Regions from separate parts of the Mus musculus genome. Here all the other regions are linked to region 1. A link is a loop called in an ENCODE intact Hi-C map of the cell type or tissue named here. Cell type or tissue: left cerebral cortex. All regions are shown on one strand. Each heading gives the region's core, and the rest is flanking DNA. Links, peaks and the distances in the headings are about the cores only. Region 1 holds the start of Caskin2 (CASK-interacting protein 2). Region 2 overlaps Grb2 (growth factor receptor bound protein 2). Region 3 holds the start of Nt5c (5',3'-nucleotidase, cytosolic). Region 4 holds the start of Slc25a19 (solute carrier family 25 (mitochondrial thiamine pyrophosphate carrier), member 19).

Evidence for each region. Hi-C counts contacts between places; a loop is a spot of excess contacts. Peaks named below come from ENCODE experiments on the same cell type or tissue, not always from the same donor. Only the 100,000 strongest peaks of a DNase experiment are listed, where the experiment ranks them.
Region 2: a loop joins it to region 1, with 4 times the contacts of the local background. A loop is called at or near these places in 23 of 42 quality-filtered maps.
Region 3: a loop joins it to region 1, with 6 times the contacts of the local background. A loop is called at or near these places in 9 of 42 quality-filtered maps.
Region 4: it touches region 1 in a loop (3-fold over the local background); 25 of 42 quality-filtered maps call a loop at or near these places.

Annotation. Positions count from the first base shown.
Region 1 is chr11:115,810,705-115,818,506 of GRCm38, reverse strand. Caskin2 (CASK-interacting protein 2) reads left to right here and starts at 4,915. Exons shown (of 20, transcript NM_080643.2): 1 at 4,915-4,993; 2 at 6,125-6,620. The coding sequence starts at 6,527. Tsen54 (tRNA splicing endonuclease subunit 54) reads right to left here and starts at 3,768. Exons shown (of 11, transcript NM_029557.1): 1 at 3,688-3,768; 2 at 3,428-3,592; 3 at 3,269-3,332; 4 at 3,097-3,180; 5 at 2,711-2,809; 6 at 1,402-1,454. The coding sequence starts at 3,743. In left cerebral cortex, for the core only: CTCF peaks have their summits at 3,274 (motif pointing left), 3,507 and 4,397 (motif pointing right); DNase peaks (open chromatin) are centred at 3,780, 4,436 and 4,745; H3K4me3 peaks cover 4,098 bases; H3K27ac peaks cover 2,146 bases.
Region 2 is chr11:115,644,741-115,652,542 of GRCm38, reverse strand. It overlaps Grb2 (growth factor receptor bound protein 2), which reads left to right. Exons shown (of 6, transcript NM_008163.4): 4 at 2,650-2,772; 5 at 5,665-5,833; 6 at 6,589-7,802. The coding sequence ends at 6,774. Among named protein-coding and RNA genes, the nearest start is that of Slc25a19, 20 kb to the right of the region's middle. In left cerebral cortex, for the core only: CTCF peaks have their summits at 4,908 (motif pointing left), 6,019 and 6,226 (motif pointing left); DNase peaks (open chromatin) are centred at 2,664 and 4,918; H3K27ac peaks cover 868 bases.
Region 3 is chr11:115,487,094-115,494,895 of GRCm38, reverse strand. It overlaps Armc7 (armadillo repeat containing 7), which reads right to left. Exons shown (of 3, transcript NM_177778.5): 3 at 4,430-6,183. The coding sequence ends at 5,822. Nt5c (5',3'-nucleotidase, cytosolic) reads left to right here and starts at 3,082. Exons shown (of 5, transcript NM_015807.1): 1 at 3,082-3,289; 2 at 3,525-3,625; 3 at 3,698-3,758; 4 at 3,929-4,043; 5 at 4,152-4,471. The coding sequence starts at 3,110. The coding sequence ends at 4,297. It also overlaps the pseudogene Gm11694. In left cerebral cortex, for the core only: a CTCF peak has its summit at 3,476 (motif pointing left); DNase peaks (open chromatin) are centred at 1,939, 3,020 and 3,426; H3K4me3 peaks cover 1,768 bases; H3K27ac peaks cover 1,366 bases.
Region 4 is chr11:115,627,002-115,634,803 of GRCm38, reverse strand. Slc25a19 (solute carrier family 25 (mitochondrial thiamine pyrophosphate carrier), member 19) reads left to right here and starts at 6,509. Exons shown (of 7, transcript NM_026071.3): 1 at 6,509-6,739. In left cerebral cortex, for the core only: a CTCF peak has its summit at 3,099 (motif pointing left); DNase peaks (open chromatin) are centred at 3,105 and 3,579; H3K4me3 peaks cover 94 bases; H3K27ac peaks cover 47 bases.

The DNA.
Region 1 (7,802 bases), core at 1,770-6,769:
TATCTAAATCAATTAAAATTATGAAGTGAGACTTCCAGTCCTGTTGTTACAGGACCTCACCCACGGGACAGCATAGTACATCTTTTTATTACAGCAAGTTCTATGTGGTGCCACTACGTTAAGGGAGAAATTGAGCTGGAGGGGTGGCTCAGTGGTTAAGAGCACTGACTGCTCCTCTAGAGGTCCTGAGTTCAATTCCCAGCAACCACGCTCACAGCCATCTGTAATGGAATCCCATGCCCTGTTCTGAAGACAGCTATAGCATACTCACATTCATAACATAAATAAATATTTGAAAAAAAAAAAAAAGGAGGATAAACCAGTGTGTGTGGGTAGGTCTCCATGGCTGCGCCTTGACGCTTTCCAAATACCAATTTTACTATTTTGGGGTGTTCCTTACTATATAAAAGGTGGGTAAAGCCGGGCGGTGGTGGCGCATGCCTTTAATCCCAGCACTTGGGAGGCAGAGGCAGGCGGATTTCTGAGTTCGAGGCCAGCCTGATCTACAAAGTGAGTTCCAGGACAGCCAGGGCTACACAGAGAAACCGTGTCTCGAAAAAAACCAAAAAAAAAAAAAAAAAAAAAAAAAAAAAGGTGGGTAAGACCGTGATCGATTTGGCTCAGCCGTGAGGTCAGGGCCTAGCAGGTGCTCAGTAAGATTGCTAAGTGACGATGTGTTCTCAGGAGGAACTTCTCTACAGAGCCTTGCCTGTTTCCCCAGGACAGGTCCCACTTTCAGGGACTGAAAGTCACAGAGTTTTAGAGCTTTAGGGACAGACTTTGTAATTGCATAGGCTACAGCAGTCTCTAAGTCTACACCAGTCTCTAAGTCTGAGGTGGCTGTGGTGTTCAGCAAAGCTGGACACTGGGCTGGCAAGATGGCTCAGGGAATAAGAGCACTGACTGCTCTTCTGAACGTCCTGAGTTCAGATCCCAGCAACCACATGATGGCTCACAAGCACCCATAATGAGATCTGGTGCCCTCTTCTGGTGCATCTGAAGTGTACTTATTGATAATAATAAATAAATCTAAAAAAAAAAAAAAAGCTGGACACTGGTAATGAGGGGACATCTAGCCCAGAACAAGACATGTGAAACCACCTCAACTATAAACTCTTCACCCAGTCCTTCAGTCATGCGCGTGCTTTCCAAACTGACCCGCACGTCTACATACCACAAGATGACTATTGCGGTTCTTTGCCTTGGTGCTCGAAGTGAGATGAAGATACTGGCTCATTAGCTGAGCTGGGTTCCAGGTTAACAACCCAGGCGAAAGTGCAATAAGGGAATTCATCCCCCCCATGCCTCTCTATTGAACACCTCTGGCTCAGCCCCAGGGAGCTGCACTCAAGCCAAAGGCCCCAGGAGCACAGTGAATGGGAATCAGCGGAAGGGACTTACCTTAGCTGGAACCGACGAACCACATAGCCCAGTCTCTTCAGGTGGCTGAAGACCTTAAGGGAAGAAAAAGGGAAGTCTTAGGTGTTCTTTTTGTTTGTATGTTTGCTTGAAAGGTGCTTGCTCTGCAGCCCTAGTCGTCCTGGAGATATGCACATCAGATTGGCCTCAAGCTACTCAAAAGTAGTATTTCTCCCTCTACCTTTAAGGACTACAATTATAACACACGTCAACATGCCTGCAGAGATGTCCATCTGTTCAAATAAGTTACTAGTTTCTCTAAACACAAGTTTTAGTGACGATTCTGGGGTCTTGGCCTCGTTAAGAAACACAGAAATATTAAGACATGTTTTTGTTTTAATCCCAGGTGTGGGGACACAGGGTGCTTCGGCCCATCCACAGCAGCCGTGATTTGCTTTCTGTTCGAACAGAGCTGTGGTTTTTGCTAGCTGCAGATCGATTTTTGCAATTGTGTAATATTTGGGACTCTGGGAACTTTTCAGAGGGTACGTAAATGCTAAGGCCCCAAAAGGTGGGGTTGGTGGTTGTTGATTGTTCGGCGGAGTTGACTGCAGTTTGTCGGTAACGCTCAAAGAAGAAACGAGAGAGAAATTACACTCAGAGTCTCTCTCCCCTCTCTCCTCCTTTTTCTCCTATCGAGTGATAAGAGATGAAACCGGGGGCACAAAGGGTGGGAAAAAGAAGAACCCACAAAGTAGCAAAGACCAGTGACACAAAGCCATTTCCTCTACCACTCAAAACCTCCCTCCTATATGGCCCTAGGTTCCAAATCTTGGGACTGCATGGACCACATTCCATTTTAAGTATCATCCTCACCAGGCCTGCTGGTTCAAGGTTGTCATCCCAGCTACTAGAGAGTTTGAGCATAAACTCATGACCAGCCTGGGGTACAGAGTGAGTTCATGGCCAGCCTGTGCAATTTTGAAAGTCCCTATCTCAAAACATAAACAAGAGGGTAGGGGCTATACAGCTCAGTGCTGGAGTGTTTGCTAGCAGGCATGGGCTGCTGGCTTCACTTCCCAGAAGCACTAAAAATAAATAAGCAAATACCATCCTCAAAGGAGATTTCACTCTTTCAAGTCTATCTCCTCTTCTGGGCACACGTGTTGTTTAATAACTTATCAACAATACAAATCCCCCAAACCTGACAGTCTCCATTTGAATATAAGCCCGTGTGATCACAGGCTGTCTCACCTACAGCCCTGGCTTGTGGCTCTGTGTTCGAAGCCTCAAAGGCACCTGTCAGGACTCACTGACTTGGCAAATAAGAGTCACCTTGGGAGGCAGATACCTGGTACTGCAGGAAACTCAAGGTGTCCTCTGTCAGCAGCAGCTGGTATGCCTCTTGGATAGACAGTGGGAGGTCTTGGTAGAAGAGCTGAATCGAACCCTGGAAGTGGACCAAGAGCTTAGCTGTGTACCCTTCCTGCAGTGCCCAAGCCAGTCACCTTCTTGGCTCTGACCCTTTCCCCACACACTCAAGCATCACTGCATGACCAGGACAAACAATGAGAGGATTAGAACTCCCGCTGTCCAGTGGTATCCTCTTCTGTTCTCAAAGTCCACACATAACTTCACTGAAAACATAATTCTGAATTCCTCCTGGTCCACCAAACCGTATCCTTCCCATTCCATTAGTCGGGACCCCTTTCCCCACGCCTCCAGGACCCCACTTACACACTCCAGCAGATACAAAGCCTCTTCGGGGTGAAGTCGCTGCCGTCCTTCCTCTGAGTAGCCCATGGTCTGCCAGAATTTCCCCTGTGCGGCAGCAGACCAAGTGTCACAAAGCAGCTAAGCGGACAGAGGAAGGGGGTCCCCCAGCCGCGGAGATGCCCGGGCCGCTCACCGCAGGAGACGTCAACTCCACAAAGCCCTCTTCTGGTTTCCACTCCGCGGCCACCAAGCTGCCCCTGGCGAGGAGTGGGGAAGGGGCGTCTCGGTCTGCACGGGCAGTCCCCGGCCTCCGCCCACCCGGCCTGACCCGGCCCGGCCCAGCCCCTCTCACAGGCGCTCCACGCGCTCCTCCGCCAGCAGCTGCCACAGCTCTTGGCGACACAGGCGCAGCCGCTCCGCCTGGGCCTCCGAGCCGTCCGGGAGGAAGTCCTTGGGGCCATGCGACCGCTGTGGTAGCTTCTGGGACCGCGAGCGCGCGGCGCGGAGCTCCGAGGCGCTGGGGAGAGCCGGGAACACGTGATCAGCACAGAGGCCACCCCGCTCGCTCCCGGGTCCCACGCACCCCACGCCATCCCCCGGGCCGGGTAGCACCTGAGCACACGCCCCGCGGGAACCTCCACCGACCCGGGTTCGGGTTCGGGCTCCATCGGGCCGCTGTCTGCGGCTGCGCGCGCACCGCGAAGCCCCGCCCACCCCGGCATTCCGCGCGGTCCTAGCGCCTTCGACCCGCTCGCTCCTCGGGATCATAAAGCCACCCTCGAGCCTCGCGCCTTCCTACCTGCCCCGTGTGTGTCCTAACACCTGTCGGCACACGTGTACCCCGGGCCGCGGGACCCAGCTCGATGTGCAGGTTTCCAGATGTGCAAAAACTCACCTATTCCGTTTCCAGCGCTTCTGGGGGCTCCTCCCTTCTTTAGTATAACTTTACCTGGCTACTGGATGTAGCATGGATAATCAAATATGTTACTCTCATCTCTGCAGCCCTGAATGTCTTTGTGTCCTACCACCAGCAGGAAAGAGATGCGTAGAGAGAGGAGAGCAGTGAGCCCCCAGACACCAGCTTTGCAAACTGGAGGCCATATGGGAATGTTAGGAGTGGACCAAAGACTTATGGAGTTCCTTCACGGTGGGCCAAAAAAAAAAAATCTCTTCTTAGGGGCTCTGAAGCAGGGTTCAAAGGCCAGGGGTGGAGGCGCTGTCCGGCTCACACTGGTGCTGAATCGCCACCCCAGACTCCGAAAGCACCTCCTCGAGGCTGGGGTCCCCGCCGTGACATCCTGAGTCGCACTGACGCTCACCACTAGGTGGCACCGTTGCTCCAGCCAGCAGCTATAGGTCTCTGAGTGTGGACGAAGGTCGCTGCGGGCAACCCGGGAAAGGATGGGGCAAAGAGGAAGTGATCCCCACCCCTAGTGGGGGGGGGGGGTCCTCAGGTTCAACTGCCAAAACATCCTATTTTCTCTCCTATACATTCACACTTCACCTTTTGATCTAGACCAGAACCCAGTTCTCTCGGGATCCCCGGACAGGACACAGCAGCACGAAACCTCATCCACCCCGCCTCTCACCCGCCACTTTGCACCCCTAAGCAGCTTCACCTGCGCGCATGCGCTGATCCAACCAGTGGCTCGGCTCTGGACTGGCTGGCGGGGGCGGGGCCTAGTGAAGATGGGGCGGGGACCAGGGTGTTGATTGACAATCCAACTGTGCGGCCAGGACGGTCCCCGGCTCCCGATCCGGCGGGAGGGAGGGGGGAGGGGCGGGATTTCCTGCGGGAGGCGCCGAGCCGGCCTTGGAAAGGAGGAGAAAGGGGTTGCGGGGGACAGTGAGAACCAGAGTCCAGAGTGCCTGAGACTGAGCACAGCCAGCCGGACCCCCGGCGGGGCGGCCGGGAGAGGTGAGACTGCCGGGTCCCGGGCCAGGGGTCAGGACCCTTGAGAGCAGACGCAAACTAACTTTTCTTGTCTGATCGGCGGGCTCCTCCATCTCTCTGCTCCTTCCGCCTTCCTCGAGCCCCCCTTTTCGTTCTCCTCTATCTATTCCTCGGACGCTTGACTCTCCGGGTCCCTCTTGCCGCTTTGTTCCCGGGGTCGGCCTTATCTGGGCTTGGCTGCGGGGAGCTGCGCCGCGCTAGAGGGGCATTCCAAGGGGAGGGGGAGCCAGCCGACCCCAGGCACTGCCAGGAGCACTCTCTCCCAGTGCGGGTCGCGGGCTTTGAGGGGGAGTGCCCTCCGGCTTGGGCTTGGAACTTCTGAGGAATGAGTGGTTCCCCACCTGGGCCCCCAGGCCTGCACGAGTCTCTTGCCACAAGATTCTGGCAACAAAATCACCGCCACTGAGGAACTGACTTAAGGGTTTGTGCGGGAAGTCGAGTTGGGGTTTCAGGTTCAGGCTTGGGAGGTAGTTGGCCAGCCTGTCCAAGCTCTCTGTCCTGGATCTCTACCCAGCTGCTCTCTCCCACCACAGACGCAGTGAGAAAGGATTAGCAACAGGTGCTGTAGATCTCTCCGATCCAACAGGTAGATCTCCCCCAGAAAGTGAGGGACATAAGCACCCAGTCCACCCTCTAGGGACCTGGTAGTGAGGAGTGTGCTGCAGACACCTTGGACAGGGAGTGACCCCTACCATCTGCCCGTGCCACTCTCCCAGGCCCTACCTCCCGGCCCCGCCTGTTGTCTGTGGGTGTCAGAGCCTGGGGCTGTGGAGAATGGGCTGCTGGCCCTGCCTACACCAGTGTCTCCTGCTGCCAGGGCCCCTCCTGCCCAAGGTTGAGGTGCTGCCCAGTGCCATGGGGCATAGGCAACCCAGCCTTTCCCTCCTTGAATGCTGCCCCTCTCTTCTTTGCGAGATATATTTCTCTCAAGTACAGAAACTTCCTCCCCTCCGTTAGTGGCTTAGACTCACTCCAAGGCTCCTTGGGCATCTAGGGTGATTTGGGACTCCCTAGAGGTTCTATCTTGCTCATCTTCTCTGTCCCGGTTCCTGGCTGTAACCCAGCTTTTCATTGGATGACGTGTATCTTTTCCAGACCCTCAGGACTTGTCCCTGGCTGCTGCCTCACGCCAGAGGGAATGCTGACTGCTCTCTGGGTGGGCACTGGTGCTTCTGCGCTAACCCAGGAAGATTGGCGGGCCCAGTCCCAGCCCATTCCAGGGCTGTCGGAAGCTGCAAGCTGATCTCAGGCCAGATTTCCACACAGCCTCCACCCCACCAGGGACCGGCTTTCCTGCCTGTGGTGGCAGCTCCCAGAGCACCTTGAGGGAACTATATCTCTGCCTGACAAGAAGCCCATTGCCTGAGACACCAGACTTGTTCCCCCAGGACCAGGAGTCCTCCAAAGCATTGAGGCATGGCGAACTGACACTTGACTGGGCCGGTCCCTTGCTTCTTCCTGGACCTTGAAGTCCCAGAGCCTGACCCGGTAATCAGAATGGGTCGTGAACAGGACCTTATCCTTGCCGTCAAGAATGGAGACGTGACCTGCGTGCAGAAACTGGTGGCTAAAGTGAAGGCTGCAAAAACAAGTGAGTCCTTGGTGGGGTGGCCATCCAGCTGAGGTCCTTCTCTGAGTACTGAGGGCCACAGAGAGAGGCCGGGGTGAGGGGGAGGTGGCAGGGGGCTCACTTTGATTTGCAGACTTGAGGAAGAAGGACCGTGCTGTTGTAGACAAGAAGTGCTTCTGTATCAGAGCCAGGGAGGAAAAAGGGTCCCTTCTTGCTCTGTGTCTCCGGGCAAGTCACTTAACAGCTCTGAACCACGGAGCCCTTGCCTACAAAGGGACCGCATTGAAACACATTCAGCTCCTGCTTTTGATTGTTTATTGTATGCCAGGCTCCGTCCTAAGCTCTGGACCAGAGCAGGGAGCGAAGCCAACCAACGTGCTAGCCCTTGAGGCTGCCTGTCAGGAGATGGCTTTGTGGATGCGTTTGTTCTTCTAGCCGTGGGTCCGGAAAGTGCGTGACCACCCCCAACCCCATCCACAGACGTGAAGCAGAGCTTCCCTGTAGTTATGTCTGCACTTCATGGGGATGTCTCTAAAACCTCTTTGGAAGCAGTGGTTGGGTTTCTGCTGCTGCTGGTGGTTGCTTTGGGGTTCTGTAAGGCTTAGAACCCCAGACCTCGAACTTGCTGGCGGCATCTAGGAACTCTCAACACTCCGACCGCTACTAAAGCTCCTTTCTCCCCAGCTAATCTGCTTGTGTTCCTTGGGAGTGTGTAGCCAATGCTAATGTTCTAGAGGTTTCCACAGCCCTGAGGACTGGATCCCTGGCAGGATAGTCAGGGCTGGTTGTATGGATGGACACTTAGCTCCATCTCTTAGGACCGTCTGAGGTAACAGGACCTCTCACACACACCTCCGAGGAAAGTTGACCTCTGGGTTTAAGGCCAAGCTCCCTGGGCTCTTCCAGATCTTCAGGCTTGTCTTCAGGTCTTAATCCAGCGGGTGGTTCTTCCGGCTCCTCTGGAGATGAAGAAAGTGTTCCCTGAGAGAGGGTCACCTCTGGAGGGAGCACTGGGGTTTGAACCCCAAGACACACCTGGGTCTTACACACAGGACTCCCCAGGCTACTTGGAGACATCTTATCCCCACCTACACCTTAGTGTGCCGGTGCCAAAAGGAAAGACGTTAATGGCGTGCACCCACCTGCACAGCAGGGCGGAGACCCAAGCGTGAGGTGGAGCTGTGTGCCCCTAGGTCCTTGTGT
Region 2 (7,802 bases), core at 1,931-6,930, 170 kb after region 1:
CGGGAGGCAGAGGCAGGCGGATTTCTGAGTTCGAGGCCAGCCTGGTCTACAAAGTGAGTTCCAGGACATCTAGGGCTACACAGAGAAACCCTGTCTTGAAAAAACAAAAACAAAACAAAACAAAAAGTATGTACTGGGCTGGAGAAATGGCTCAGCAGGTGAGAGCACCGACTGCTCTTCCAGAGGTCCTGAGTTCAAACCCCAGCAACCACATGGTGGCTCACAACCATCTGCAATGGTATCCAATTCCCTTTTCTGGTGTGTCTGAAGACAGCTACAGTGTACTCATATACCTGAAATAAATAAATAAAGCATGTGATTGGTGATCGGGGAAGGGAGAGGAAGATGGGTGCTGAGAACATTTGCCCTTCCCTGGTGAGTGTGGAGGTGAGGGAGCTGTCACTGGGGATCAGCCTATGGCCATGACTAGATGCTGCTGGACCATCCATAGAGTGAGCGAAGCTTCTCTGGTCTCTTTTGAGGTGATTCCGTCTGTTGGTAGGGAATTTCCCTGGTGTGGCTGCTCCCTGGGCACTGTAGGCTTCATTCTTAAGCATCTGTAGCAACAGGAAGGTGTCTCCATGGTGTGTGTGGCATCAGAGATGCAGAGTGAGAAGGATTTGAAACCTAGACTTGGGAGTGTTTAGACTCCCGCAGTCTCTGGGCACCCTGCCCTGCAGCTTCATGTCTTTGCCTGAATCTTAGTTTTAATCTGGCAGAATTTTTTTTTAAAAATACTTTGCAGGGTAGTTGTTTATTAAGCCAGCTGTGAGCTCTGCCTGTGGCAAATGCCTATAATTCTCAGGTCTTGGTAGGCCGTTGTTGACCAGACATAAAACCCTGATTCAAAGCAGACACCAGCCTTGGTGGCTTCCTCTTACATTTTCACCTCTCAGATAGCTAAGCAGGAGTGTGGGATTCCGAGGCAGCCATATTGGTGCACAGACTTGTAGGATGGCATGGGCTGCCATATGAGGGCTGCCTCAGAACAGCTTAACAGACCCCAGTAGGGCTACACAGATGTTCAGCAAGCAAGGCACTTGTCACACAAGCCAGGTGACCTGGATTTCATCCCTGGAATTCACAAAAGGCTGTCAGAACAGAATGACACCCCCCACCCCCCAGGGTTGTCTTCTAACCCCCATGTGGATACACGGTGGCTTTAGAAAATGAAAAGATGATTATAAAGTTAGCTTTAGGTGGCAGTAATAACAAATAACCATGAAAACATTATTATTTTATGTATATAGGTGTTTTACCTATGTGTATGTCTCTTTGTCACAGGCCTTCAGAGGCCAGAATTGGGCATCATTCTCTCCGGGAACTGGACTTGTAGGTGGTTGTGAGCTGGTATGTGGGTGCTGGGAACTGAACCCATGTCCTTGGGGCGAAAAGCCAGGACTCGTAAGTGCTGAGCTGTTCCTCTAGCTTGAAATAAAAAATTGTAAATATGATTATGAAAGTTATGTTCTTGGTGAGCATACACGAGGCCTGAGGTTCAGCACCCAGCACCACATAAAACCAGGCATGGTGGGATACACCTATGGCATAATAGCTGTAATGAAATGAGGCTTTGTCACTAATAGACAGTCTGGTACTGTTGTGATTAGTTATCATTGCATGTTTAAATTTTTCAGATACCAGGGCTGGCGAGATGGCTCAGTGGGTAGGAGCACTTACTGCTCTTCTGAAGGTCCTGAGTTCAAATCTCAACAACCACATGGTGGCTCATAACCACCCATAATGTTAGGAGTGGCATGTCTGAAGACAGCTACAGTATACTTATGTATAATAAGCAGGAGCAAGGACTGAGCAAGTGGAGTTGACTGGAGTGAGTGGGGGCAACCGGGGTGGGCAGAGGTCCTAAAAAAATTCAATTCCAAACAACCACATGAAGGCTCACAACCATCTGTTCAGCTTCAGTGTACTATATACATAAAATAAATAATAATTTAAAAAAATTTTTTTTCAGATACCATAAGGTAATGGGCTTTGGTTTTTCGAGACAGTCCCACTGTGTAGTTCTAGCTGTCCTGAAACTATGTAGACCAGGCTGACCTGGAACCAAAGAGATCACCTTTGTCTGCCTTCTGGGTGCTGGGATAAAGGCGTGCATCACTGCCACAACCTAGACTCTAATTCCTCACAATGCAAGCCTCCCTTCTTGCTTTTGCAGAATCCACCCTTCTACAGCTGCGAAGTTGTAGGCCTTCCCAGCCTTTCCCTGCACTCCTATTATGAAATGGCTTTGAAAGGCCTGTCTTCCCTCTGCCCTTATCTTGGGTGTCAGGGCTTTCCTAGGTCCCTCCTGATGAGTGAGAGGCAGGAGGGCTTTGTCCTCAGAAACTGGCTTTCAGACTGCATGTTGGGAATGGTCTCCTTGGAGACTGAAGAGTGGCCTGTGTTGCTGCCTTGAATTATGATCTAGAGTGTGGAGTAAGCGAAGCTGTTTGAAAGCTCCATCTCTCAGGAAGGCCCTGAGCCAGGTAAGAGCCCCAGGGAGCCTTAGGCAGGAGACCCGCAGGTAAAGAGCTCCCCTCTGTCTCTGACAAGCACTCACTACAGGAGCGCTCTCATTTACATGCCAGGTTGTACATCCCGTCTCTTTGTGGGGAAGCAGATGGTGACCAGCTTGCCTTCCTTCCTTAGGTGGTTTTTTGGCAAAATCCCCAGAGCCAAGGCAGAAGAAATGCTCAGCAAACAGCGGCATGACGGGGCCTTCCTGATCCGAGAGAGCGAGAGCGCTCCTGGGGACTTCTCCCTGTCCGTCAAGTAAGTGTTTCCTGCTGGCCTTGCCAGAGAAGCTGCTGCCTTTGACTGGATTGTAAGGCTGTGGGGAAGATGTTAACACATCTTTTCCTGTGGAAATCCTAGTGTTTGCTCTAAGGCCTAGTTGTAGCAGATCTGAGGTTTTAGGTTTGAAGTGTCATGAACCTGGGGGAGCTGGCAGCACTCGAGGCGGCTTAGCCCCACTCCTCACCCGCCCTGCCTTCACTGCAGTTTCTGCTGCACTTACGGTGACCACGTGCGCATCTCCACTCCTGGTGTTCACCTGGACCCAACTCATGCTTCCCAGGAGCCTAGAGGGGCATTTTCTCAAAAATCCAACTAGGAATTGCGCATGATATTACATGCCTTTAATCCCATCAATTGAGAGACAAAGACGGGTGGATCTCTGTGAGTTCCAGGCCAGCCAGAGTCACACAGTGAGATGCTGACTAAAAAAAAGAATGGCTTTGCCCTGTCTGACCGATCATCCTTTCCTAGTTAATGGGTTACTACAGAAGCCCACCCCAAAATTCATCTCTTTTTATAAAATTTTTTTTAAAATATTTCCTTCATTTACATTTCAAATGCTATCTGCTTTCCTAGTTTCCTCTCCGAAAGTCCCCTATACCCTCCCGCTTCCCTGCTCCCCAATCCACCCACTCCCACTTCCTGGCCCTGTCATTCCCCTATCCTGCAGCATATAATCATCTCAAGACCAAGGGCCTCTCCTCCCATTGATAGCCAACTAGGCCATCCTCTGCTACATGCAGACACAAGACACAAGCTCTGGGGGGTACTGGTTAGTTCATACTGTTGTTCCTCCTATAGAGTTGCAGACCCCTTTAGCTCCTTAGGTACTTTCTCTAGCTCCTCCATTGGGGGCCCTGTGATGACTGTGAGCCTCCACTTCTGTATTTGCCAGGCACTGGCATAGCCTCACAAGAGACAGCTATATCAGGGTCCTGTCAACAAAGCCATCTGCTTTCCTTCCTTTGCCTGAACTACTCCAAGTAGCAGTAAAACAGCTCAGGGAGGGAGACAAGTCAGTAGGTAGGGGCTGGACCCTTGGGCAGGACTGGGCCGTGATGTAGTGAAGACAGCAGGAAGGCCAGCTATTCCTTCCATCAAAGAAAACCATCTAGGAATGGAGACCTAGGGCATCAGGTAGGGTTATAAGTTCTGGGTCAGCCTGGGCTACATGAGACCCAGGCTAATAACACAGCTCAGTGGGTAAAGGTGCTTGTCGTCCAGCCAGGTGACCTATGTTTGATTCCTAGGACCCACATAGTGGAAGGAGAGAACTGATTTCCACAGGAGTTCCCCTGACCCCTGCCCATCACACACACGCATATCTAGAGAAGTGTCCTCTTAAAGTTAAACATTTAAAGATGTTAATACGTCATCACTTTAGGAATAAAATATAAGAGGTAGCTGGCTCGGTTGGTAACTACCACGAAACAAGAGGATCTGAGTTAGGGTCCAAGGGCAGATGCTAGAGAGGGAGATCGTGTGGAGCTGTAGCCAGCTAGCCCAGCCTTACCATGGAGCTCCGGGGTCAGTGAGAGGCACTTCAGACAGCCAGTGTTGACATTGGTTTCCACACATGTGCACATACATGTGCTTTCACACCCCATGGACATGACACGTACACAAGGAAAACATGAACTACTGCCTGCCTTTAGCGAAGCATCTTCACAAGGGCTTCCATCAGCACCAGACTCTAAGATAGCACACAGTTTCGAGATCTTGGGAGTCTGGTGGGAAGATGTGGTAGAAGTGACCCTGCACTTGGGAAGCAGGTGCATCCCAGAAGGCTCTTGGGCCTTTGGAGCCTGAGCCACAGTCCTCTCAAAAGCACCTCCCTTGCTGCTCAGGGAACCGCAATGAAGTCGCTGGGTGCTTGGTTTTGCTTTCCTCCGTTTCAGTCACCACAAGCCAGCTGGAAGTTCCAGAAGTAACTCCTGGATTTTAGATAACTTTTATGATGGCATATTGTTGAAATTGTTTCAGTGAAAAATAACTTTATCAGACTATATGTGTCTATAGGGGAAAACAGTGCATCTGGAGTTTGGTATCTGGTTTCAAACTTGCCCTGGGGTTTAGAAGCACTGGAAGTCCAGTGCTGCCATCTGCTGGTTTGTCTTTAGAACCACTTTAAGAGACTACTGGAAGAGATTCAAAGGCTTGGCAGTGAACAGGAATCAGAAAGAAAAACAGTAAGAAAATTCCTCGGTAGCCGGGGCGTTGGTGGTGCACGCCTTTAATCCCAGCACTCGGGAGGCAGAGACAGGCAGATTTCTGAGTTCAAGGCCAACCTGGTCTACAGAGTGAGTTCAGCCAGGGCTACACAGAGAAACCCTGTCTCGAAAAAAACAAAAAGAAAGAAAGGAAGGAAGGAAGAAAGGAGAAAAGAAAAGAAAATTTCTCAGTGAAAAGCATAGCTTTGGCATACCTGTAACCTCAGCAATGGGAGGCTAATGCAGGGATCACCAGATCACCATGAGTTCTAGACCAGCTTACACAGTTAGTGAGCTCAAAGCCAACCTGAGCTAGTGTTTGACTATCACCCCACTTTTTGAACTGTTAAGGCAGATAAAGCTGTAGCCTCACAAGTGGGCTGTGTTAGTAGATCATAGACATCTGAGGGTTAGCCTAGTGGGTGGGCTTCCACTGTGTTACTCCTGTAACTAGTCATCAGCAATCAGGAGGGGCTTAGGGGAGGCTCCTGGGACGGTCTGCATTCTCTCCAGCTGGATACTCAGGGTGCTATGAAGCTCTTGTGACCCCAAGCTCTGAAAAGCTATGCCTGACAGAGAAGTTCCCTGGACACCTTCAGGTTTGAGGCAGCCCTGCAGAGCCCTGTGGCCGCTTCATGGTTTTTCTCCCCATCCTCAGGTTTGGAAATGATGTGCAGCACTTCAAGGTGCTCCGCGACGGAGCCGGGAAGTATTTCCTGTGGGTGGTGAAGTTTAATTCTTTGAATGAGCTGGTAGATTACCACAGATCAACATCCGTGTCCAGGAACCAGCAGATATTCTTACGGGACATAGAACAGATGCCACAGGTAAGCAAAGAGCTTTACTCACTTCCAGCAAGTGTGAAGGCCCAGGCGTGACACCACAGCGACTTCCTGTGTGCTCAGGCCGACCTCATGGCAGTGAGGCTCTGCAGTTGGCACTCAGGTGGTTGAGTCCCTGTGCAGCCAGCCTGTGAGGGATGCACTCAGTCCTCCTCACGTATGAGCAGGAGTTCTGGTTAGGACTGCCTCGTTTACAGCCCGAGTGAGGGAATGCTGAGAGTGTGTTCAAACCTGTTAAGAGGGGCTGGAGAGATGGCTCAGCGGGTAAGAGCACTGACTGTTCTTCCAAAGGTCCTGAGATCAAATCCCAGCAACCACATGGTGGCTCACAACCATCTGTAATGAGATCTGATGCCCTCTTCTGGTGTGTCTGAAGACAGCTACAGTGTACTTACATATAACAATAAATAAAATCTTTTTTTTTAAAAAAAAAAAAAAAAACCTGTTAAGAGAGCTCTGGCACACACAGCCCAAAGTGTTTGCTGCTCCCCACTAGCCAGTATTGGCTATTCTTAGTGACATGGGTATATATACCCTTGTGGGTTTTAAATGTTAATAAAGGATTCCTCTAATCCCACCTAGGACTTAGGAGTGTGTCAGAGCGGAGGGAGTGAGGTATGAGGCTTCTTTGGAAAGTGGGCGGGTTCCCACATGCTTGCCCTCCCTGGGGGAGCCAGGAGTCCAGCTTCCAAGGCCGCCTGGCAGCATGAGAAACACCGCTTCCCTGCTCTCTCTTGCAGCAGCCAACCTACGTCCAGGCGCTCTTTGACTTTGACCCCCAGGAGGATGGCGAGCTGGGCTTTCGCAGAGGAGACTTCATTCATGTCATGGATAACTCAGATCCCAATTGGTGGAAAGGGGCCTGCCACGGGCAGACCGGCATGTTTCCCCGCAATTATGTCACCCCAGTGAACCGGAACGTCTAAGAAGCAAAAGAGATTATTTAAAGAAAGTGAAAAGTTAAGACCGTTCACAAGAATTACACCCACACGCTGCCTGTCACAGCCTGTGAGGGAACGCAGAACACCTGGCTGGGTCCCACGGGTGACCCTCTCATTGGGTTGCAACTTTGGGGGGTGGGGAGGGGTGTTTGATTTCATAATGCCAAAACTTAACCTATTGAATGAATTACAGTTTTTATTACGGAATCTCGCCGCTACCCCTGTTCCCCTCCTGTGTCCTTTTTCTCGTTCTTTCTTTCCTGTCCAGTGCATGATGTTTAAGGCCACATATAGTCCAGCTGATGCCAATAATAAAAGACAAGAAACCAAGTGGGCTGGTATTTTCTCTATGCAAAATGTCTGTGGAGATGGATGGACTGAAAGAGCCGGATTCCTCACACACAGGGGCAGCCAGTGCTTCTGGGGCCCTGGTTGGGGTTCACCCGAGATGCCCAGGGGTACCGCCTCCAGCCTCAGGCCTGGAGCATTCCATCAAAGTTGGAATTAGGGGAAGGAGGCCCACTGTCCTCCCCGGTCTCCTGAGAGTCAGACTGCAGGCCCTCCCCTCTCCCACTGCTTCCCTTCAGGTGTTTTGACGTTTTTTTGTTTGTTTGTTTGTTTTTTTTAAATAGTGCCTTTGTCTTATTTCAAGGGTGTTCATAAATGGTATTTGTACCATTTTTTTTTTTAATAAGTTAAAGACAGTCCAGAGCTTTTCAGTTGATTCGTCTCCTATCCTGTGTAAATATTTTCCTCTCAGGGCAGGGGAAAGAGGACAGAGAAAGGAGCTGGTAGAAGCAGAGAGTGTATTTCCCATCTTGAATGGGCCGGAGGTCTCGAAGCCTCAGCTTTTACTTTGTGAGCTGCAACACTCGCTTCAGCTCAGACTCAGTGGACATCAGAGTCTCTGTCTCCGTGTCTCAGTTATGGTCTGCTCTCTCTATGCCTGGAGCTACTGATCCAAACACAAGACGGTCAGAGGAGCCCTGGCATCCTTCACTCTTATAGGCCTA
Region 3 (7,802 bases), core at 1,538-6,537, 320 kb after region 1:
AGCAAAAGAGAGCTAGATGTTCTAGAGGTCCCAAGTTCAATTTCCAGCAACCATATGGCGGCTCACAACCATCCTGTAATGGGATCTGATGCTCTCTTCTGGTGTGTCTGCAGAGATGGACACATACTCATAGACATAAATCTTTTAAGAAAGCATAAACTAGGTTGTTCTAAAACATTTTACATGTTTGACTGACAGCTGTAGCCTACAATCATTTCTGTGTACTGCAACAGGCTAGCTTGCTGAATGGGTGGGCCATGGCTTTTAAAGGCCTGATTTTCCACTATGAATCTCAGGGAGTAAACCTGTACCCATCCTTCTGAGCCTCCGAGCAAGGGTGGGGCTCCTGGGAAGGGAGTTACCTGGCTGGTGTTCTAACTTGACAGTTGGCCTTAACTTTTATTATAGAGATAAGCACCTGGTGGCAGGTGTTTTGAGGGAGTGGAGGTTCAGCCAGACTCCATTATTGGAGCAGATTTTAGGGGACTGTCTGGAAACATTTGTAGGAGGGGGTTTAACACCCCAAGATAGAAAAGATTCTGTAAAGTCAGATCTTCAAACCATTTTATAAATGGGGTTCGTATGCTTGCTTGGAGGGTTGCTTAGTGCTAAAGAACATTTGCTGGGCCAGGCAGCGGTAGCACACATTTAATCCCAACATTCAGGAAGCAAAGGCAGGTGGATCTCTTGTGAGTTTGAGGCCAGCCTGATCTACAAAGAGAGCTCCAGGACAGCCAGGGCTATGCAGAGAAACCCTGTCTCAAGACAAGAGCATTCACTGTCTTGCAGAAGACCCAGGTTCAGTTCTCAGCACCCTCTTAGCAGCTCACAGCTGGTTCTAACTCTCGCTCCACGGCCTTGAAGCTTGATGGCCTCTGAATGCTTGCAAGTGGCGCACAGATATTCACGTGAGGGGGCAGAGGTGGAGGCAGAGGTATCTGGAATTAGTGGCAAGCCCAGGTAGGGAGTGAATTTGAGGCAAACTTGGATGCATAAAACCCTGTTGCAGCCGGGCGTGGTGGCGCACGCCTTTAATTCCAGCACTCGGGAGGCAGAGGCAGGTGGATTTCTGAGTTCGAGGCCAGCCTGGTCTACAAAGTGAGCTCCAGGACAGCCAGGGCTATACAGAGAAACCCTGTCTCAAAAAAACAAAAACAAAAACAAAAACAACAACAACAAAAAAAACCCTGTTGCAAAAAAAGTAAGGGGTGTGTGTCCAGGAGATGTTGGGAGAAGCCTGAGTTAAATAGGGTAAAGATACAATATGTATGGGATACAATATGTATGTATGGGATTCTCAGAATATTTTAAAAGTTACTGAAAGGGCAGGAGAGAAAAAACAGCAGATGAACTTTAACTCAGTTTATGTGAAAATTGGTTTGGCTTAGTGAAAATTCAGTCCCTAAGTAAGAATTCACCGGGATATGTTGTTGTTGGTTTGTTTTACCAGTTTTGTTTGCTTTTTTGTGTTTTTAAAAAAAATGTTTATAAGGAAAAAAACAAAAAATAAATAAAAATAAAAAGAATAAAGGAAGAAAAGAAAAAAATTGTTTATTTTATTTTTTTAAAAGGTTCTATATTTTATTACTAGACAAACACCCTAATTTAAGACATGAGCAAGTCTCCAGGTTAAAAATGTTGAAATCTGTCTGGTAGGACTGATTGCTGACCACAACTCAGTATAAACCCTCAGTCTTGCCATTGTGTGAATCCTTACAGACCCAGCTTTGTTCTCCTCCAGTGTCTTCTAAGAGAAGAGTTGAACCTGACGTTGTTACCAGTTTTCATCCGGATCCACTGAGGAATGGGGCGATTTTGCTTTTGTTTCTTGGCCAGGAATCGCTTGATTCGGAAAGTCTTGTGAGAAGACATGGCAAGAAGCCGAATCAGGCGTAATGCGCAGGATGGCAGAGGAAAGGAGAACCGAATCAGGCGTAATGCGCAGGATGGCAGAGGAAAGGAGAAGAGCTTTTTTTATTTTTAATTTCATTTATATGAGTACACTGTAGCTGTCTTTAGACACACCCGAAGAAGGCATCAGATCCCATTACAGATGGTTGTGAGCCACCATGTGGTTGCTGGGATTTGAACTCAGAACCCGGGGAAGAGCAGTCTGTACTCTTAACCGATGCTGAGCCATCTCTGCAGCCCAAATTTGTTTAAGATAAGGTCTTCACTAAGTAGCTCTGGCTGTCTTGGAACTCAGAGGTCTGCCTCCTGGGTGTGAGGATTAAAAATGTGCGCCACTACACTCTGCTCCTTTGTTGTTTTAAACTGGCTTTTCTTCAAGTGAGATGTCGGGCTCCATGCTGACAAACTTCTGCCATGGGTTAGAAGTCATGTCTTATCGGGGTGTAGCAGTGCCCACCTTTAAACCCAGCACATGGAAGGCAGAAGCAGGCAAACCTCGGGGAGTTTGAAGCCAGTCTGGTTCACAGAGTTTCAGGACAGCCAGGGCTATGTGGAGAAACCCTGAGTCGGGGGTGGGGGGGGAGTCATTACTCAAATCTGCATTTATAGGTTGGAAAATTGATGTGATGTCGCCATTGACTCTGAAATCTACAAGAATAAGTTGTGTCTCTGTGTGTGAACGCTTAACATTTTCTAGAGGGACATACAAGTTTTCGATTCTACCGGAGACCTCGGGTCCACAGGAAAAAGTAGTGGACGCAGATTGAAAACAATGTTACTGTTTCAAACCAAGTCTGGCTTATGAGTCCGGTCTCTTGAGAGCCCAGCTCATGCCCAGCTCATGCCCACGGTTGTCTTTAAGGGGTCCTTCTCATCCCTTGAACTGGGAGACTCACGATCCTGTCAGCTTCCAGCCTGGACAAACATGGGAGAGGCAAAGGATGCATTCAGCATGCGAAGCAGGTTCCCCATTGCCAAGAAAGTATTTCGGATCTTAGAGGTTATGGGAGAGGGATTCTGATGCTGCACATGAGCGGCAGCCCCGTAAGGGACGCAATGCCATCCTGGGCACCTGGTTGGCCACTCTGTGCAAATGAACAAAGTCCGGCCCGCCCCTACCCCGGTCCCGGAAGCTTGTTTCCGGGTCTGGCATCTTCCGTGCTTGCCGCTGTGCTCTGCGGAGACACCGGGCGTGGCAATGGCGGTGAAGCGGCCCGTGCGCGTGCTGGTGGACATGGACGGCGTGCTAGCTGATTTCGAGTCCGGCCTCCTGCAGGGTTTTCGCCGCCGCTTTCCCGAGGAACCGCACGTGCCGCTGGAACAGCGCCGGGGCTTCCTCGCCAACGAGCAGTACGGAGCTCTGAGGCCGGACCTGGCGGTAGGAGACCCGATGGGGAACCTCTAGGCTGAGTTCTCTTCTAGGCAGCCAAGCTGTGCGAATCCACAGTTCACCCCCGAACCAGAAAGCTTGAAAGGGTACACACACACACACACACACACACACACACACACTAGAACCGAGGTCTCCTGCAGAATCTTTGTGTGTGTGTGTGTCCTCTTTGGGGCTCCCCCTACTGGAAAGCAGGAGCGGGACCAAGATCTCTCTCTTTCAGGAAAAAGTGGCCAGTGTGTATGAATCTCCAGGCTTTTTCCTAAACTTGGAGCCCATCCCTGGGGCCTTGGACGCTTTGCGAGAGATGAACGACATGAAAGAGTAAGGAGGGTGAGGAGGGGGCGGCGGGAAGACGGCCAGTGCCCCAGGCCTAACTGCACCCCTTCTCCGCAGCACCGAGGTCTTCATCTGCACCACCCCACTGCTGAAGTACGACCACTGTGTGGGCGAGAAGGTGCCGGCGCCTGCGCTGATTTAAAAAAATAAACCAGAAAATGGGGGCTGGGTGAAAGGGGTCCCGCGTGTTTGAGGGCTAGTCCCACTTAAGCCCCCATGCCTTACTTATCTTGCATTCTGAGCCTAGCAAGTTCCACTGACCTCTCCCCACCCCTCCCGCCTATACAGTACCGCTGGGTGGAGCAGAACCTGGGGCCAGAGTTTGTGGAGCGGATTATCTTGACTAGGGACAAGACGGTGGTCATGGGAGACCTGCTCATTGATGACAAAGACAACATTCAAGGTTGGGCCAGCCAGTTAACCTTGACAACCCCCAGGCATCTGGCCTGCTGGGATTAAGGAGGAGTAAAAATGACCCAATTACAGAGCGCACGCTGTCTTTACTGCCCAGGCCTAGAGGAGACCCCAAGCTGGGAGCACATCTTGTTCACCTGCTGCCACAATCAGCACCTGGCCCTGCCCCCCACCAGGAGACGGCTGCTTTCCTGGAGTGACAACTGGAGGGGGATCATTGAGAGCAAGCGAGCCAGCCTGTGAAGGACCCTGAGGTGGACAGGACCCTGCCTGGACAGGTGACTTTCTTTAATCAGGGAGCCACTTGAACAGACTGCTTTCCGGCTCCTCCCAGGAGGCCTACACGGGAAAGAAGGAGACTAGCACACAAATACAGTGGAGAAAATCAGGAGGTTTTTAATAAAAATAAAAACCAAACGCGAGGCTTTGGATCTTTGATGCTCCTTTTCCTTTTCAGCTCAGGATGGGAGCGGGAGCCTTCCTTCATCCAGTGGCTGTACGACAGCCCCTCTCCAGCCCTTGTAGATCTCCTTCCTCAGCTTTCGTTGTCCATCTGAGGGGGGACAATGCTGAGTGATCAGGGCCCCCATTTTCCCTAAACTCCACTTCCTGTCAGGACTGCTCTTCGCTTATCCCCTAATTCCATTTTTTCTTCTCAGTGGCAGAGGAGGGCGGGGTAACCAGTTACAGGAGCTCGTTAGACTCTATCGGACCTTTGTGGTCAGGAACTCACTAGGTGGACCAGACTCATCGCTATCCCGCTCCTGTCTCTCAAGGGATTAGATTAGAGGTTGGGCCGCCATGGTCCCCTGACATTAGTTTCTAGGTGTCTTTATGGAAGGTCTGCATCTGAGTCCTGAGGGGTTGACAGTACCTACTGGAGGCTTGTGGCTCCTGAGAGAATGGCAGGAAGCAGACTGGGATAGCCCATGAAAGGTTCATGTTCAGGGCTCCCACCCAAGTGTCAGAAGATCTGACCCATAGGCAAAGGGGGCCAGAGCAACTCTTTTGAAAAGACAGGGATGCCACACTTGGCAGCTGGCACATGAGTGGTCCACAGCCTGGTAAAACAGAAGTCACTGTCTTGCTGTCTAACCCAAGGATCCTATGTAGGGCCTCTCCAGAGAGACAAGGCATGCCCGGGTGCCCTCAGTTCTCCTTCATTCTGCTCTCACACCTGTAGGGCCTTGTTCTTCATGCCCAATGGCCATTTAGTTAACACTCATTAAGCTGTGACACCCAAGGGAAGACACTTCACCTCTGCATTCCTCTTAGGGCGCCTCGCAGAGAGCAGGGCTGTGTGGATAGTTGTTTCTGTTCTGCAGAGCTCTCCAAGTCAATGCTACCATGCCCAGATACTCAGCCTCAACACGGGAGGAGTCAACCCACGGCATTTCCCCAGACAATAAGGCTGATTGATCTCTAGCCATCAAAATTACTCTGGACACTCATGGTACTGGCCACTCTCCCAGGGGCACAGCTTCTTACACGAGGGCATTAGCTGGGCACTGGGGGCAGCAGAGGTGGTGGTCTGTCTGTAGTTTATTGATTGCCAGTCCATGAAAGCCATACCAGCTTTGGTTCTCCTCTAAGCATCTCAAGTCTGGCTTCGTCCCTCCTCCTGTTTTCCCTGGATGCAAACGCCTGTCATGCCAAGACTGCAGCTTGCATGCAGCTGAACAAGCACCACTTTGCGCAGGATGGGCTCAGGATGCTATTAGCCTTCTGCTTCCTATACCTGTGGCAGGATCTTTAAGTGTCCTTGGGTCAGGGCTGCTGTGGGGCCTCAGTCTTTGGCAGTGGGATCCCCAGGGCAGAATGGGCCTGCTGGCTGTGGGCCTCAGCCACCTGGCTCGGCGAGCAGAAGTCCTCTAGGAATATCTGGGCCAGGTTCCGGAGCCGTGTGCTGGCAGAGATGGAGAAGCGCAGCATGCACTGGACCACGGGCAGGGAGGTCAGCTCGGGATGGGAGCGGGAGCCTGGCGAGCTCAGGTACATGAGAGTGGTGACAGCAGACAGCACCGTCTCCTCGTCAGGACTGGACAGGCAGCCGATGATGAGCGGGAGGCCCCCCGCCTGCAGGACGTGCTCCTTGTTGGCCTTGTCCGCGCACAGGTTGCAGAGCCCCCCTGGAGAGAGGCAAAGGTGGATGAGCCGGGTGCCTGGGTTCTGGTTTTCCTCTGTCTCGCCTCCCAGCCTCTCTCTGGCTAGTGAGTCCTGAGGAAGCACTTGGGCCTGGGGAGAAGTCTGCCTGTGGACAGGGACTGCAAGGTCACCAAGACCCAGTCCTCTGCCAAGGCTTCAGGAGTCCACCCTGGGAGTCACCCTGACTTCTGTCCCCAGCATCAGCCCTCCCCCAAAAGGATAGTGAGAAAGAAAAAGAAACCAGAAACCTCACGACATGCTAAGTCTAAGTAAATTACAGCAAGCTCATTGGATAAAAAATACCATGTAGAGCTTAAAAATAATGTCTCCAGGCTAGATAAGTGGCTCAACAGCTAAGACAGTGTATGGCCCTGGCAGAGGACCTGAGTTTGATCCCCAGGACCCCCAGTGGATAGCATGAATTCCAGCTTCAGGGGGTATTAAACCCCTTCTGGCCTCTGTGGACATCTGTATTCACGTGCACTCGTACACACACACACACACACACACACTATTAAAATGAAAGGTAGTGTCTTCAGGAGAGTTTTGGGGGCTAGCTTTGAGAAAGACTTGCTCTGAAGCCTAGGTTTGCCTGGAATAGTGTCCCACCCTGGCCTCCTGAGTGCTGGGTTATATATAGGCTTGCCCTAAAACACCAATATAAAAGTCTGCTTTCACCGCTAGGCATGGCTACATCCCTGTCTCAAAGACAAAACAAGCGGGGTAGAGAGATGGCTCAGTGTCTAAGAATACTTCCTGCTCTCCTTGAGGACACAAGTTCTGTTCCCAGGACCCACACCAGGCAGCTCTGAACCACTGGTAACTCCAGCTCCAGGGAATCTAAAAACCTGGCCTCCGTAGGACCCCATGGTGAACACGCAGCATTCACACACAGATATATGGTGTACACACAGCACTCACACACAGATAGGCCTCATATATGAATAGAAACAAACAGACAAACCCCACAAGGACTGGAGAGACGGCTCGGCACATCCTGCTCTTCTGCCTGTAACTACAGCTTCATAGGATATGACGTCCCTCTTTGGCCTTCATCAGCACCTGTGTCCACATGAACCTACCCACCCCTCCTCCTACGCCACATACACACATACATTAAATAAAAATTTTAGAAATCCTAAAGATAAACAAAACAAAAATATAAATTTTAGAGTTTGGGAAATGGCTCAATTGTTAAAAGTACTCGGCTAAGTTTGATCCTAGCACCAATATAAATAAGCCAGACATAATTATGTGGGTCTGTAACATCTTCACTGTGGGGGTAGAGACAGGAATGTATATGTGTATGTGTGTGTGTGTGTGTGTGTGTGTGTGTGTGTGTGTGTGTGTGTGTGTGATTGGTGAGCTCCAAATTCAATGAGAGACCCTGTCTTCAAAACCCACAGCCGGGCCGTGGTGGCGCACGCCTTTAATTCCAGCACTTGGGAGGCAGAGGCAGGCGGATTTCTGAGTTCGAGGCCAGCCTGGTCTACAAAGTGAGTTCCAGGACAGCCAGGACAGCCAGGGTTACAGAGAGAAACCCTGTCTCAAAAAAACAAAAACAAAACAAAACAAAACGAAAAAACCCAACCAACCCCCAGTG
Region 4 (7,802 bases), core at 1,222-6,221, 180 kb after region 1:
AGTATGCTCCTGCCTCAGCCTCTTGAGCTGACATACTGGGGCAAGCATCCCTACCCACTGAGCCATCTTGCTATCTTCCAAAGACATGAATTCAATCCCTGGAACCCAAGTAGTAGAAAGAGAGAAAGGATTTTGGCAGATTGTTCTTTGCCCTCCATACTAAAAATAAGTCACTTAATCAAATCAATAATTTCAAGATGGGTGTGGTGATGTGTGGCCCTAGAGAGGCAGAGGTAGGGGGATTACCAGATGTTCAGAGCCAAATAGGGCTATGTCTCAAACAGAGTGAGGCCATGTCTCAAACAATAAATAGACACAGTTTTATTCAAATCCAAGTAGACTGAACCTGACCCCTCCCCAGGAGATTTGAGTTAAGAAAGCTGGATTCCCAATCAACCAACCCTTCTGGGGCTTCCTTGCCAGATGCAGCAAGAAAGCTCAGCATGTTGCGGGAAATGGTAACCAGCAGTGCTCTCCAGAAGTGTGTACACAGCTGGGAAGCCAAGAAAAGGGTCAGCTGACCCAGCCAAAAGGAAATGGGGAAGAGACTGACATGAGAGACTGATGGAGGCCAGTTGTCTGAAGGCGAAGGCGAAACTCTCTCTCTCTCTCTCTCTCTCTCTGTGTGTGTGTGTGTGTGTGTGTGTGTGTGTGTGTGTGATGTTCTATAGGCGTACATGCCATAGACCACATGTGAAGGCCAGAGAGTCAGGTCTCAGGTGTGGACAGTGAGCCCCCTCACCAGCTGAGTCACCTGCCCTTTCTCTCTCAGAGTCTCTTACCTTACACTGGACTTTGTTTGCTATGTAGCCAACATGTCCCTAACACCTCCCAAGTGCTGGGATTTCAGCTCTGTGCCATCATCCCTGGTTTATGAGATGATCTCAGGCTCAAACCCAGGTTCTTGTGAATGCTAGGAAAGCCCTCTACCAACTGAGCTACGTAACCAGACTCTCTTTTCCAAAGCTGTTTTCTCTGTCCCTCTTTGTCCCCGCGGAGAGGAGGAATACATACCAAGGCTTTCCCAACACTCCCACCCTCCACCCACCAGGGTTACCTGGGAATACGGGCAGTAACTACAAACAGTGCATCTTAGGTTGGGGACACCTCAAAGCATATATATATATATGTGTGTGTGTGTGTGTGTGTGTGTGTGTGTGTATGGATATATACATATATATATATATACACGTATATATATGTATATATATATATATATATATATATATATATATATATATATATATGGAGAAGTTGTAGGGAAGAAGCCATGATCTGCAGCTGAACTGGGGCAGGACAGCGCCCCACCCCAACCCCCACTCCCTCCACTGTCTAAGACAGGGCTCTAATTCTTCCTCTGATATCTAATTCTTCCTCTGAACCAGTGGAGGCTGTTCCCACAGGCAACAGAAAACAGCTCAGGGACCCACAAATGGTGATGGGTGAAGTGCTGTTACCCAAAGGCAGAGCCTAGGAACCAGGACACCCTCCAGCAAGTTGGGAGCCTTTTCCCACTGGCTGCCATCACCATCCCCCCCCACCCCCGACGCCCCCCGACCCTGTCTGCTTTGCTGAGGAGGTCTGCGCTTGAGTGTTACTGGACAGTGAATCTCTTTTTTCTTCATATGTTGTCTGGGTTTGCAGCCATGTGCTGAGTAACCCTGAGAAAAGGAACCTTGAGAAGCGCCAGTCTTGGCCCTGGTGCCCACGAGAACTTCCCCCGGAACAGTTCGAAAGTGTCGGGGTTTTTCTTTTTATGGGTTTCACAGTAAAAACACCAATGTCTGAAACAAAATAAGAAGCACAACCATGCAAACATCCATGCATGAAGGTTTTTTTTTTCTTTTTTTTACATGAAGTTTATTAACAGCTACTTTTTTGGTTGGTTGGTTGGTTTTTCGAGACAGGGTTTCTCTGTGTAGCCCTGGCTGTCCTGGAACTCACTCTGTAGACCAGGCTGGCCTCGAACTCAGAAATCTGCCTGTCTCTGCCTCCCAAGTGCTGGGACTAAAGGCGTGTGCCACCACGCCCGGCAATAGGTACATTTTTTATGTTTATTTGTGCATGTGCTGTAGTACATATGGTAGAGTCAAAGGGCAGCCCGCAGATGTTCTCTCCTTCCACCTTGTGGGTCCCAGGAATTGAACTCAGGACATTGGCTTCATCTCAAGAGCTGTTGCCCACCAAGCTATCTGTTCAGCCTAGAAACTTTATTGGTAAATACTGAAACCTGGAAATAACCAAAATCTGCTACCAGGTGAACGAACAGCTAGGCCAACTAAGTGGGGAGTCACGTATAGCTTTGCTTGCTTGTTTACCTCGGGGCTGGAGACCCAACCCAGGATGTGCGCATTTGCAGCTCCTGAGCCACGCCCCAGCCACACAGGTAAATGCTGGTCTTTCCCACGAGAAGCTATGGAGGGGTTTTAGAAGCACCTTGCTGAAAGAACGTTCCCACAGGGAGCTGCTATGTCCCAGGGTCTGAAACAGGGATCAAAACAGCTCAGCAGGTTCTTAGTGACTTTGGGAGGCAGAGAACAATGAACATAAGATACAAGGCTCTTCATTTCACTCTGACTCAGATGAAAACACACGACATGGGCCCAGCAGCCTGAGCCTGAAGTCCCTGCCCTCAGAAAGCAGCAGCTGAAGAATTACCATAGGATAGACAGGAGTCTAACCTGATCTGCATAGTCAGCCAGAGTAGTCAATGTTCCAGTAAGAACCTGTCCCCAAACCAACACAGTACAAAGTCAGAGGCTGGAGAGCTGGCCACACAGTCACAAGCCTGTACTACAGGCTGGAGAGCTGGCTCAGCAGTTACTAGCACTGGCTCTTCTGGAGGTCCCAGGTTCAATTCCTATCACCTACCTGGCAGCTCACAGTTCCAGGGGATCTGACATCGTCACATAGACACACATGCAGGCAACACATCAATGCACATACAATAAACGTAGTAAAATTAAAACATAATAACAATGATAAACCCTCTACTGCTCTTGCAGAGGACCTACATTCAATTCCTGGCACCTAGAAGGGCAGCTCACAATGACCTGGAATTCCAGCTCCAAGACATCCAATGCCCTCTTCTGGACTCCATGGGAACTGCACTCATATGTGCACACCGTCCTTTGCCCCACAAGTACATCCAATTTAATTAAAAATTCTTAGCTGGGTGGTGGTGCTGCACACCTTTAATTGGAGCACTGGGGAGGCAGAGGCAGGCAGACTCTGAGTTCGAGGCCAGCCTGGTGTACAGAGTGAGTTCCAGGACAGCCAGGGCTACACAGAGAAACCCTGTCTCAAAGAGGAGGTGGGGTGGGGGTAGGGAGGCAGCGTCCAAGCGATTCTGTATCAGCTTGGGCTGACAGGGTTTTTGACATACAGATCTACAGAGGCAGCGTAGCTTGGGCACCCTGAAGTCTACCTTCTTTGTCTGAATGGATGGAGAAAGTGAAGCCTGAGACTCACAGCAAGTTCCCTTCCACCAAGCTCACACTGACTTCTTACTGAGAGCAGACTGCTGGGGGCCATTCCCCTCCCCCAGGGTGGCTCAGCTGGGAGTGGCCAAGCCTATTTGTTCAAGACGGTGGAGACGTTATTCACTCCTAGGAGGCGGGGGAAGTCCAGAAGAACTCTTAGGCTTCTGTTTCGGGTGTGATGAGGTCACAGAAGGCTTCACTTCCCCAAGCTGACGGGAACTGGTTTTTTTTTTTTTTTTTTTTTATCTTTTCACATGACTGGCTTTACTAAATATATTGAACTTAGATGACCAGATTGCAAATATGCAAAAATCAGAACTGGGGAACAAGTGAAAGAATCCTGGCACCTATTCAGGTGGTGTGTGTGTGTGTGATGTGTGTGTGTGTGTGAGATGTGTGTGTGTGTGTGTACAGGGCTTATATACACATATTGAGTGAAGACAGCGGAATCAAGCGCGACGTACATGCAAACAACCGTTTCAACAGAGGTGGAAAAGGAGACGAACACACCTGAGAAAAATAGATTCTTCAACTGTAGTAATAGTCCATCTGGCACTTGGGAAGCAGAGGCAGGTGGATTTCTGAGTTCGAGGCCAGCCTGGTCTACAAAGTGAGTTCCAGGACAGCCAGGGCTACACAGAGTAACCCTGTCTCAAAAAAAAAAAAAACAAAAAAAACAAAAAAAAAACAAAAAAAACAAAACAAAAGTCCATCTGCTGAAACAACATCTAAATCGGGGATTGGGGCAGAACTACTTACAAGTATGAGGATATGAGTTCAAATCTCCTTCACCCAGGTCAAAAATGTGCCTGGCTATGACCCCATTACTGGGGGTGTGGGGTGGGGGAGGACCGGGAAGACAGGAGAGAAACAGGTGGGTCCTGGGGAGCTTACTGGCCAGTTGGCATAGCCAAACAAGATAACCCTGAGAGGCCCTGTTTCAAGTCAGTAAGGTAGAGACAAACACCCTTTCTCGGGCCCTCATAGGCACATACCGAGAAGCATATACCTGAACAATACACACCACACACACCCAACTCAAACCAACTCAAACCGGATCAGAGACATATGTGCATAAACCTGCAGTGCATGCATTAGAAAATGCAGTGGGGGAAGATTTTGCCACAGAGTTGGCCATATGGGCCAAATCGGATGGTCCTGAAGTTGAGGTTTTCCTGATTCTGAGAGCTGCGGTCAGAGGGAGATCCCAGCGTGCCTGCCTGGAGAAATGAACCTTTGCCTAGGCAAGATCCACTCCCCCACCTAAGCAGTAAGACTAGCGTTCATTACACCTAAAAACTTCTAGGCCAGGCATGATGGCTCAGACGGGAAGTGAAGGAAGGAGAGTCATGGGTCACCCACAGCCACGTAACAGTCTGAGGCTACACAAGAACCGATCTTTAAGATTGTAGTTTCCGACACTTGAAGGCTAGCTTTGGAGATGACTCAGTAGGTAAAGGTGCTTCTTATCAAGATTGAAAACTAAATTCAACCCCTTGGATCCTGTGGAAGGAGAGGACTGATTCTTGCAAGCTGTCCTCTCGCCTCTCCTTGTGTACCCCCCCCCCCCCACTATTAACCTTTAAAAACTTCTGTCATTTCTGCTACTTGGAAAACAAAATGAGAAAAGCTATCCAGAGATTTGTTACTGCCCAGCCAGCTGTTTCTTGAGGTGTTCTTAAAAAATACAAAAAGGAAGCCGGGCGTGGTGGCGCACGCCTTTAATCCCAGCACTCGGGAGGCAGAGGCAGGTGGATTTCTGAGTTCGAGGCCAGCCTGGTCAGAACTCAGAGTGAGTTCCAGGACAGCCAGGGCTGCACAGAGAAACCCTGTCTCGAAAAACCAAAAAAAAAAAATACAAAAAGGGGCTGGAGAGATGGCTCAACAAAAAGATGACGGCTTTTCCAAAGGTTCTGAGTTCAATTCCCACAACCACATGATAGTTCACAACCATCTGTAATGGGATCCGATGCCCTCTTCTGGTGTGTCTGAAGACAACTACAGTGCATTTATGTACATAAAATAAATAAATCTTTAAAAAAGATTAACTCTTTTTTTTTTTTTGGTTTTTTGAGACAGGGTTATATATATATATATGGTTATATATATATATGTATAGCCCTGGCTGTCCTGAAACTTACTTTGTAGATCAGGCTGGCCGCGAACTCAGAAATCCTCCTGCCTCTGCCTCCTGAGTGCTGGGATTAAAGGCGTGCGCCACCACGCCTGGCTAAGATTAACTCTTAAACTGTAACAAATAAACCACTGATTTAAAAACATGTAAGTAATGATACATTAAGAAGTTGCAGCAAATTACTTAGATCTCAGTTCAGATAAACTTTTTGTTTTAGAGGTCAGGGTCTCACGTAGCTTAGGCTGGCCTTGAACTCTGGGTTGATGTTGAACTACCGATCGTCCTTCCGGTGCTAAATTTCCTCCGGGGGTGTGTGTGTGTGTGTGTGTGTGTGTGTGTAGTTTCCTCCGGGTGTGTGTGTGTGTTTGTGTGTACAACTCCCTTAAAGGTTCTTATTCCTCCGTGTGTGTGTGTGTGTGTGTAGTTTCCTCCGGGTGTGTTTGTGTGTGTGTGTGTACAACTCCCTTAAAGGTTCTTATCCCAAAGAACCCATCTAACCCCGACCCGTGTGTGTGTGTGTGTGTGTGTGTGTGTGTGTGTGTGTGTGTGTGTGTGTGTACAACTCCCTTAAAGGTTCTTATCCCAAAGAACCCATCTAACCCCGACCCAACTCCAGTCCTTCAGGCTAATAATACCAGGCTTCCCGCCATCTTTTCCAAAGTTATATGACTTCTAAGACTACATTGATTTGGAAAATAAAAAATAAAAACTGGGTCAAGTTCAGCGAGCTCTAATATTCCATAGCCGCGCAGACTTCAGAGGATCGCGCCAATGAGAGGCCCTCTAGAAGGTCGTAAAAGCCAACTTCGCCATCCGCTCTTTTACGGCGTCGGAAATGCGCACGCAAGGCGCTGTGGTACTACACCTCCCAGGAGTCTCTGCAGCTTCTCAAGGGGGTGGGGCTTGGAAGCGGAAGACTACAGTACCTAGCGGTATCTGGACAGTGACATTGGGATGGGACCTTCGACGTACAACGATTCGTCCAGCGGCGGCCAAAAGCTGCACGGTGATTGGCCTAGCAGCCTGTCAGTTACTGGCAAGTGCTGTTAAGTTTTGCTGTTGGGCTACACTGAGAGGGAGGGAGAACTGAGCTTGAGGAGCCCGGACGGGCCTGAAGTGTCAGGTGAGTGGACCTCTGGCTTTGCTTTCTTCCCGGTACTCTCGGGGGCCGGTACCCCCACTCCGTGTGTCAGAACAGAGAAGGGCAGGTATCCACGTGGGGCGGGGACGGATGCTCACGAGGCACACCTGACCCCAGGAGCATCTTCAGAGACACGGAAGGCGAATCCCTCCCACCACCACTCACCATCGTAGGCGTTTGCACATGGGGTGTCCACTGCCCCGGACTCACGGAGACGCCCTCTCCACCCCACCCCATCCCCGGAAAGCCTGGACAGTGCACTCACGCGAGGCTGTCTGCAGAGCGCCTCAGCAGATCACATGGGCTCTCGGTTAGTCACCGAAGGACACCTGTCCACCCGACAGTGGAGTCTGAGGTAGAAAAGCTGCAGGGTGAAGAAACTCGCTTGCACCCCCATCACTGCCACTCAGGTCAGCAGCCGCCCTGTCTCAATCCTGCATTTATATTTATTTATATTATAAATCATTTTTTATCTGTTTAGATAGCAAGACTGTTAATGCACGAAGATTTTTGAATAAACAGGAGATTAATATTTCCCTTTATTTATTTTTGTTATTGGTTTGCGACCGTATAATCCTGGCTAGGCTCGAACTTGTTATGTTCTTAAGGGTGACCTTGAACTCTTGGTCCTCATGCCTCCCACCTCCCAAGTGCTGGAATTACAGACTACACTGCTGTGTTGGTTTTTGGAGACTGAACCCAGGGTACGTTAACAAATGTGATACTTTCCTCGCCTGGGTTGTAAAAATGTTTGTGTTTTTTAGTTTTCTTGAAGGCAAACACTTTTAAAGCTTTTTAGGTGTGTGTGACTTACTGGTTTTTATCACTTAACTTGATGAGCAGTTTGAGCCAGGCAGTCAGACGCCATCTCCTACTTCCCACAAGGGAAACCTGAGTTGGTATTTTATTTCATTTAAATGTCTTTTTACTTTTATTTTGCTGTAAATGAGTGTTTTCCCCGCATGCATGCCTGGGGCAGGAGAAAGAGTTTCGGATCCCCAGAGACTGGAATGACTGCTGTGAGCCTTCTTATGGGTACTAGGTC